2 separate regions of the Homo sapiens genome follow, and region 1 is linked to region 2. The links are chromatin loops, found by intact Hi-C in ENCODE. Cell type or tissue: prostate gland. All regions are shown on one strand. Links, peaks and the distances in the headings refer to the core of each region. The heading gives the core; the rest is flanking DNA. Region 1 overlaps NEPRO-AS1 (NEPRO antisense RNA 1). Region 2 overlaps NEPRO-AS1 (NEPRO antisense RNA 1).

Region 1 (4,391 bases), core at 123-4,122, 61 kb after region 2:
GGCCACATGAGGTTAATATATCTAGACTGGGGGAATCCAGAAACTGTAGCACACCAGCAAGAGGAGGATAATTAAGAATGGTGATCCGGCGAGGTCAGGAGATCGAGACCACGGTGAAACCCCGTCTCTACTAAAAATCCAAAAAAAATTAGCCAGGCGCGGTGGCGGGTGCCTGTAGTCCCAGCTACTCAGGAGGCTGAGGCAGGAGAATGGCGTGAACCCGGGAGGCAGAGCTTGCAGTGAGCGGAGATCGCGCCACTGCACTCCAGCCTGGGCGACAGAGCAAGACTCCGTCTTAAAAAAAAAAAAAAAAAAATGGTGATCTGGAACAACTGAGGGACTATTTCAACCCTGAGCATTCCAATTTAAAAAGCACTTGTTGCAAATCAACCAAACGACAATAATTTACTGAGCACTGTATCAGCATTGGGCTTGAGCATGTCAGGGATGGAGAAGCATGAGGCAGTGTTCCAGCCCTCGAGGCACTTTAGTGTAGTTAGAGAGGAGATGAGCTCATCTGAACCCGGTGAGAGCATCACTTCGTGGCGTTGAAAAAGGACTTTAAGTACTGTGAAGAGTTGGCTGGAGCAGAGCCGGTTGAGAGCTGCCAGGGTGGCAAAATGGGAGTCGTCCCCTCTCCTGCCCTCTTTATATCCTCTCCGATCCTCATGGCCAAGCCACACAGCTGCACCTTCAAGAGACTGGAAATGGAGCCAAAAAGAGGGCAACTGTGATTTTCTTATCATGTGAGAGACCTAAAAGCTATACATCTCCCTGCTCAGAGAAAATATGAAGGCAATATCCATTTTCTTTCTATGCCTGGTGTGGGGTACTTTGCTTAGCAGAGCAAGCTGGATCAGGAGGAAGAGACAAGAAGATTTTTAAGAGGTGAGGAGAGGTTTGGAGTCCTTGATGAGAAGCCAATAGCCAGGAGCTGCCCCACAGCTCATTGATGTTGAGTGCATGAGCAACCCTCGGGAGCCTTCCTATTGCCATGGGAGAGTCTGTTTCTGGATTGCTGTCTCACTCCTATTCCCATTCCTGGGGTCTCCGCCTAGTTCAGAGCATGCTGCACAGATCATTCAAGCCTAGGAAGGAATCCTGGCTCTGCCATTTATTGGGAGTGTGACCTTGAGCAAGTTGCTTAAGACAACTGAGTCTCATTCCCGCTTCCAATGGGGTAATCGTTCTTGTAGAAAAAAATGCCTGGTACTAAACAATTACTTGAGGTTATTGTTATTTTCATTTATTCTTACCTTCCCCCTTATCTTCATTTCTTGATGATGGACATGATTATTTTTTCCTTTCTTTTTTTCCAGCCAGCTACAATGCTTGGTAGCAGAGATAGGTTTGGCTCAATTAATCAACTATTTTCCCAGCACAACTAGTGACTGTTATTTGATGAATACTCCCCTGATGTAGCTGAAGGGGAACAACTTACTTAGTTTTGAGATTTTCAAATGGCACTGTACATCAAGATCAATCTCTGTCTCTCTCTTTCTCTGACACACACACACACACACACACACACACACACACACACACACTGCCCCATTCACAGCTGCTGAAGCAGAATCTTGGGGAGATGAGGCCTGGAATCTGTTTCTAAAAGCTTCCACCCCTGGTTAAGAACGCTGTGCCTATTCAAACTCAGGCACCCTATGAGAATATATAACAATATTGTTTGAAAAATAGACGAATTATTTTCTATCAAGCTGCGTAAATTCAGAGCCTGTGGCTGCTTCAGTCATAGCCTTAGGAACAAATTGAAAGGGATTTGTCCAATTGGGGACTTAACATTTCAGAGAAGTCCACCACACACAAAAAATATGTTTGTTCTTTTCTATGCATTAAAACAGTCTAAAGTTCAAGCTGGGGTTTGCTTTGATCTTTTATTTTTGCTTTTTTATGGGTTGCAAATCAACATCACTCCATCATCCATCTCTGCTTTACCTGTCATCATATGACTCATGACTTTCTAAAGAGTCAAGAACCTCCTCTCCCTTCAACCTCTCTGGAGTTTCTGAGGCATCCACGGAGGAGAGGGGGAGGGGTGTATAATAGAGGAGGAGGGAATCAAGTCTAGGGGGCGAAGCTGGGGCAAGAGAGGCAGAGAGCAGTGGTGGAGGAGTGAATGTCCCATAAGTACGGGTCTGGCAGGAGGATAGAAAATCCAGCAAACCTGTGCAGGGGAAATAATTTTTCACACATTTCCAATGTCTTGCTCACTGTCCCACACTGGTAGGGGTGTGTGTGTGTGTGTGTGTGTGTGTGTGTTGGGGGAGTAGCGTGGCTGTATAGTTAGAGTTGAAAATAAAAAGGCTCCCTCTATTGACTGCTGAAAGGCTGAGATAAAGAGAACCACATGGGACTCATTGTGAGAAATGAGACCTCAGAAGCTAGCCTCCTTTTTCCCATTATTGTGCTATTCTCCTCCTTCCCCCTACCCCTCCCACCTCAAATGTCCCCCAGCCCCCACCTCGCCCCACCTTCCCTTTCCCTTGCATAACCCAAAGGCCCTCTTTTCAAGCTCTCACTGCTGAGGCCCCCTCAACTGAGCCCGAGACCTCCATTCAGAGTCACTGGTTTGGGTAAAATCCCTTATTCACCCCCTCCACACCCCCATGCCCCATCAGCTGAGCCTCAGTTCAGACCTCACAAAACAAAACAAAACCAGCCCATATAATTGATGGTGGCTGCTGGAGGACCCCCCCTTCACTTTCCCCCAAGGGGCTCCTGCCCAGGCAGCTTCTATTCTCCACCATGCCCGCCCTCCCTGCCCCCAGCTCCTGCTGGATTTGTGTAGTTAACAAGTGCGCACTGTTATTATTGGGCCCCCTATCATATTTATCCCCTTTCAGATCTGATCTGCACTTTTGTCAGAGGCAACCGACGCATCTTTTGACATTTTAGCCTTTCTGTCTGCTGGGGGGTGGTGGCAATGGTGGCCACAGGGGCAGCCCCTGCATCTCCAACAGGGCAGGCGGTGCAGAAAGAAGGAGAGAACAAAACTTGAAACAAGGGGGACTGGAGAGGAGAGAGAAAAACATTGTAACTTGTTAGCAACCCAATGGCAAGAAGGCAAGGGGAGGAGGCACTAATGAGTTTGATGACAGTTGTGTTTAATAGAATTTTATTTGCCAGTGAGGCTGCAAGGTGGCTAACTTTGCTATTACACCTCAGCTAAACTCATTTTCACATGTCCACTAGATCCTAGGGAAAAGAGAAACAGAGTAGAGAAAGAGTGAAAAAGAGTGAAACCCAGAGAGATTCAGAGAGAAACAGCGACAAAGAGATAAATCAGAGAGGAAGGAAAAAGACTCTTATATTTTGGTGTTCTTAATGAAATGCATAATTGAAAGGGGTCAATAGATTTGGCAAAGATTTCTTGTGCCTTTTTAAAAATCTAATCTTAGGAAATTCACAGAAACCTCAATCTTTAATGATTAGTAAACTTCCCAGATTCTTTCATATACATTTCCATTAAGAATTTCGTGGTGGTGGGATTGAAGTAATGTCTAGAAGTGTTGTTCCGACTAAGGACTGCAGAGAGTGCTGAAATATCAATAGAGAAAAACTTAAATAAAACACAGTGGCCGGGCGCGGTGCCTCACACCTGTAATCCCAGAACTTTGGGAGGCCGAGGAGGGTGGATTGCGTGAAGTCAGGAGTTCGGGACCAGTCTGGCCAACATAGTGAAACCCTGACTCTACTAAAAATACAAAAAAATTAGCTGGCCATAAGTGCTGAAATATCAATGGGGAAGAACTTAAGTGCTGAAATATCAATGGAGAAGAACTTAAATAAAACACAGCAGCCGGGCGTGGTGGCTCACGCCTGTAATCCCAGCACTTTGGGAGGCTGAGGCGGGTGGATTGCCTGAGGTCAGGAGTTCGAGACCAGTCTGGCCAACATGGTGAAACCCCGACTCTACTAAAAATACAAAAAAATTAGCCAGGCATGGTGGTGTGCGCCTGTAATCCCAGCTACTTCGGAGGCTGAGGTGGAGGATTTGCTTGAACCAGGGAGGTGGAGGTTGCAGTGAGCTGAGATCACGCCACTGTACTCCAGCCTGGACGACAGAGCGAGATTCTGTCTCAAAAAAAAAAAAAAAAAAGAAACACAGCTAATTAATTTTCACTTGACCTCCCAGACAGTGGCACATTTATTCCAATTATACAGATGAGGAAGGAAGTTGAACAGCACTGTGATTTGCACAAGATCCAAGGTAGAGCAAAAGATCAAGAACATCTGCCTGTTGGGCCCAGAGCCAGCTCCTCAAAAAACCACAGCCTTCTTGTTTCACTATTATATTTCTAGGAAAGAATGTATTTATACTGATGTGGAAATCTGATCGACAAAATTCCAACATGCTCCTTTAGGAGAGATTG
Region 2 (4,391 bases), core at 280-4,279:
GGCGTCCCAAAGGTTCATCCCTCATGGGAAGGCCAGTTAGTTAAGGAGGTTCCAGAGTTTGTTCCACGGTGAGGATTGGAATTTACGCAGAGCCACCAAAGTGGCTAGAATTCGTCCGAGGAGCATGCAGAGGTGGGAGGAGCAAATCCCAGCTGTATGATTGTCCATGCACATGGGCCAGTTTGGGAATGGCCATGATGGAGGAGCAAGGCTATACGAAACTAGGACTGATTGACCGAATGGGAAGGATGACTAACATGTGCTGCATACTTACTCTGCCAGGCACTATTCAAAGTTGGTGAACTATATTAGCTCATTCAGTCTTTGTGGCAACCCTATAAAGTCAGTAGTACTGTTACCAGAAAGGGGTCCTGATCCAGACCCCAAAAGAGGGTACTTGGATCTCGCTGAAGAAACAATTCGGGGCGAGTACATACAGTAAAGTGAAAGCAAGTTTATTAGGAAAGTAAAGGAATAAAAGAATGGCTACTCCATAGACAGAGGAGACCTGAAGGCTGCTGGTTGCCCATTTTTATAGCTATTTCTTGATTATATGCTAAACAAGGGGTGGATTATTCATGCCTCCCCATAATTTCCTGACTACACCTTGGCATTTGTAAACTGTCATGGCTCTGGTGGGAGCGTAGCAGTGAGGACGACCAGAGGTCACTCTCATCGCCATCTTGGTTTTGGTGGGTTTTGGCAGGCTTCTTTACTGCAAGCTGTTTTATCAGCAAGATCTTTATGACCTGTATCTTGTGCAGACCTCCTATCTCATCCTGTGACACGGAATGCCTTAACTGTCTGGGAATGCAGCCCAGTAGGTCTCAGCCTCATTTTACCCAGCTCCTCTTCAAGATGGAGTTTCTCTGGTTCAAATGCCTCTGACAGTACTGTTGTTAGCCTCATTTACGATGAGGAAAAGAAGCACAGTGAGGTCAGTAACTTGTTTGAGCCCAGCAGCTAGGAAGAGTTGGAGCTTGAGTCCAGGTCCAGAGAGAGTCTGACCCCAGTAGCTGTATTCTTAATTACCTCAGTTTAGGATGAGGTGCTTAAGTTCCTCCCTCTCCCCCACCCCTGGAGGAACTTTTGCTCTGGGGTCACTGGCTCAACAATGACATAGCTTCTTGCTGCCTAGTTTATAAGAAGTACTAAAAATTGTAAACATTGTTCTAATTTAGGGATTTTATATTCACTCTTTCTCTGCCTCTTTCTTTATCTTAAAATAGGCTGGAGGAGAGAGAACAAAAAGTAAACATTTGTATGCTCCCCAAGTCAGGCCCTTGGGTATTCGGAGTCTGTAGTTGCTAGTTAATTAAATTCTGTAATTGCTCAGTTAACTGTTTGCAAGGTGTGGGAGGCTGGTGGAGGAGGAGGGCAGGTTTTCCAACAGTAAATCCTACAGGGAGGGGCAAGAGAAGAGCACCAACATCTGCTACCTGCAGACCTTGAGCTAAATGTTTTCCCATTAGTTACCTCATTTTCATCCTCTTAACCGTCCTTTGAGGTGGGTGTTATCAGCACAATTGTACAAATGAGAAAGGTTGTGTAACTTGCCTGAAGTCAGATTCTCTGTGAACAAAGGACCTGGGATCTGAACCCCAGAGTGTTGCCCTCCAAAGCTGTGCCCAAGACACTGTACAGTATCCACTGCTATGGACAAGACAAGCTTGACAGAGGACCCAACAGGCTTAGCCAGGAACACAACCCACAGCACGCAGGTGAGATGGTTCTGGCCACACCCTCCAGCTCAGGCTCAGCTCAACCCTTCCTCCTTCCTGGGAGCATGTCAGCCTTCCGTGTGGGGAGCAGCAAACTGGACAAACAAGAAGCTCTTTTCTGGGCTGTGCTCAGCCAGGGGCCTGGGGCATAACAGGATGGTTAATGCAAAGCTTGGCAAGCCTTCCCGTTTTAATTTAGGCCTCCTCCCAGGAGGGAATCCAGAGGCGGGAACATGAGAAAGGGAAAGGAAAAATAATAAGAGATAAGTGAGAAAAGAGAATATTTATAGGGCTTGGAACATCTAATGGAAACCAGCTGCCTTATTGGGGATGGGGGCCTCTTCCTTGCAGGGGATTATTAGGTTTTCTCTTGTACATACCTGTGTGTGGTGGGGGGTCCGGGCAGAGAGACAGCGACAGCAGGGACCAGCCTGGAGGCAGGGTGGAGGGCTGTGCTTACTGTACATTGGCCATCAGAAAGTGGCTATTCCCCTCCTGGCCTCACTCCACCCCCACCTCCTGCCTTCATTTTCAACTGGAGCTGATTCAAACCTGCTGCTCGTGGAAGGAGGCCATGAGTGCAGGCTCCAACAGAAAGATGATACGCGAGGGGATATGAGTGCGAGAGAGCGGGGCAATCAGAAAGAATGAGAAAATGAGACGAGGGAATGGAAAAGGTGAATAAACAGGGGATGATGAGGGAGGGAGAGAGATTGAAAGATTAAAATATTGGCCTGAGTGGGGAGCTTGGAAAGAAGGGAGTGAAGTCTAGAGTTGGAGCAAATTCAGAGCTGATCCTTCTGGGCCCTGTTCTCTCTCCCACAGACTCAGACGGTTGCAATAAAGATGTGTCTGTTTGAGATTTTCCAGGTCCCTTTCCCATAAATCTGTATTTCCTTCTTTCTCAAGGTCTTTGGACCAAAAAGTCTCATCCAAGAATTGTGTAAAGAACACTTAAAGGTGGAGGAGGCATCATAAATGGGAAAAGTGTGATAATATAGGGCTGGAATCTGGGGCACACATTTAGAAAGACAGCAGCCAAATGCAAAGGCACTTTCCAGAGGCCAATTTGTCCTGAGGCTTAAGCTCTGTGTCTTTTTATTTCTAGCTTTCTCTTAGGCTCTTGGTGAGTTGGAGAGGATATGTTCATGAATTGTGGAGTAAAGTTCTGTGTTTAATTGATATGAATTCAATGATATGTTAGGCCAGATAAAGCAAGAGAGAGCAAGAGAGAGTGAGAGAACACCATTTAAAGAGTAGGGATGATTTGCCCATCTTTTAACACAATGAGCAAGAATGTTAGGTGAGCTGAGCTGAGACATGTGAATCTACTCTTCCCTTGGTTTCTTTGGTCTTGGTTCTCAGATAGATCTCATAATATCGGTGAATTTATGTTTAAGGAAACAAGAATTTTTTTAAATAAAAAGTTGTCCTTTACATAAAAGTTCACTACTTTATCTCCTACCCAACTGAAGGAAAACACACAACAAGTTACGCTGCTTTTGTTGAAAAATGGTGTAGGGAAAGAAAAGTAATTTTTTCTTCAACTTTCAGAAGTTCTTAGATGGGAACCCTATCTAGACCCCTGTAACATAAGACAGATTAACAAGAGAAAAACAAACAGAAGTTTATTAATATGCATTATTTTATATATACATGGGAGATACCCAGGGAATAGTTCTCAAAGAACAGTAAATTTTTAAAGAAGTGGCAAGACAAAGGAAAAAGACTTTAAGTCTCTAGGGAAGGCAACTTGGAGGAAGGCAAATTAAAGGCTGGTTAGTAAAGCTTGTTTGTGTAGATTGCTCTGGAACCATCTCCAGGTTTATAAGAGTTCCAAGCTGTCTTTAGTGGTTAACCTTTGTTCTCTCTGGTAGAAGTGGGGTGATAGGGTGCAGGATACCTATTGTCTTTGTAAATCTATGTCCTGCTTTTAGGCAAATAGAGGAAGGGCAGAGAGCTTTTCTGCATCTGTTTCTTCTTAATTACCATCAGCTCAACAATCCTTCATATTTTGGGGTGGCATATTTTGGTCTCACACAATGGTATAATAATGTTCTTTAAGGACAATTTAGGGGATTTTCAAGCCATTTTAATCATTTGATCTGATTAAATGTTAAGTGCTTTTCAACGTCCCTTTTTAAATGTTAAGTGCTGCCTGTAGACTTCATTGTCCATTGAGGTTGGCCAATGTGTGAAAATGTTGACTATATTTGGACTTATGGTTGGATTAATGGACAGCTTTCTCCTGATTACCCAGTCCACTGGTACATAATAAATTAAGAAAGGTCCACAGGCCCCCTGAACTCAGGCAAAGCTCCAAGAGGGGGCAACAATAACCAGTGTGATGGAAGCCCTCTCCTTTCAACTGAGTCCCTTCCTCTTATCTGATCACATGCTGTCACTCCTATCTTTCGATTGGAAACAAGTACCTGTCTTGCTACCATATGACACCCCCCTAAGTGCTGGAGTGGCTCCTGAGCACTGTCAACATCTGACTAACAAAGACAACCTCTAGTCTCGGTAGTATCTCAAGGAGGTCTTCTTTTGTGCTTTTCTATCTTATTCAAAATGTTCGCCCTTTACATTAACGCAGCAACAACTTTACTGTGCCAGCAAGATTAGAGAAAAAGTCAAAGCAGTTCAAAGCCCATGCTGACAAAAATAGCA

The links. Peaks named below come from ENCODE experiments on the same cell type or tissue, not always from the same donor. Only the 100,000 strongest peaks of a DNase experiment are listed, where the experiment ranks them.
Region 1: it touches region 2 in a loop (2.3-fold over the local background); 1 of 110 quality-filtered maps calls a loop at or near these places.

What each region holds. Positions count from the first base shown.
Region 1 is chr3:113,084,933-113,089,323 of GRCh38, reverse strand. All of the region lies in intron 1 of NEPRO-AS1 (NEPRO antisense RNA 1), which reads right to left. The region is part of intron 1 of LOLI1 (lncRNA oncogene in liver cancer 1); the gene reads left to right. Among named protein-coding and RNA genes, the nearest start is that of LOLI1, 17 kb to the left of the region's middle. In prostate gland, for the core only: no CTCF peak of the experiment used is centred there; no DNase peak of the experiment used is centred there.
Region 2 is chr3:113,145,959-113,150,349 of GRCh38, reverse strand. All of the region lies in intron 1 of NEPRO-AS1 (NEPRO antisense RNA 1), which reads right to left. The region is part of intron 3 of LINC02044 (long intergenic non-protein coding RNA 2044); the gene reads left to right. Among named protein-coding and RNA genes, the nearest start is that of LINC02044, 20 kb to the left of the region's middle. In prostate gland, for the core only: no CTCF peak of the experiment used is centred there; a DNase peak (open chromatin) is centred at 1,779; H3K27ac peaks cover 1,905 bases.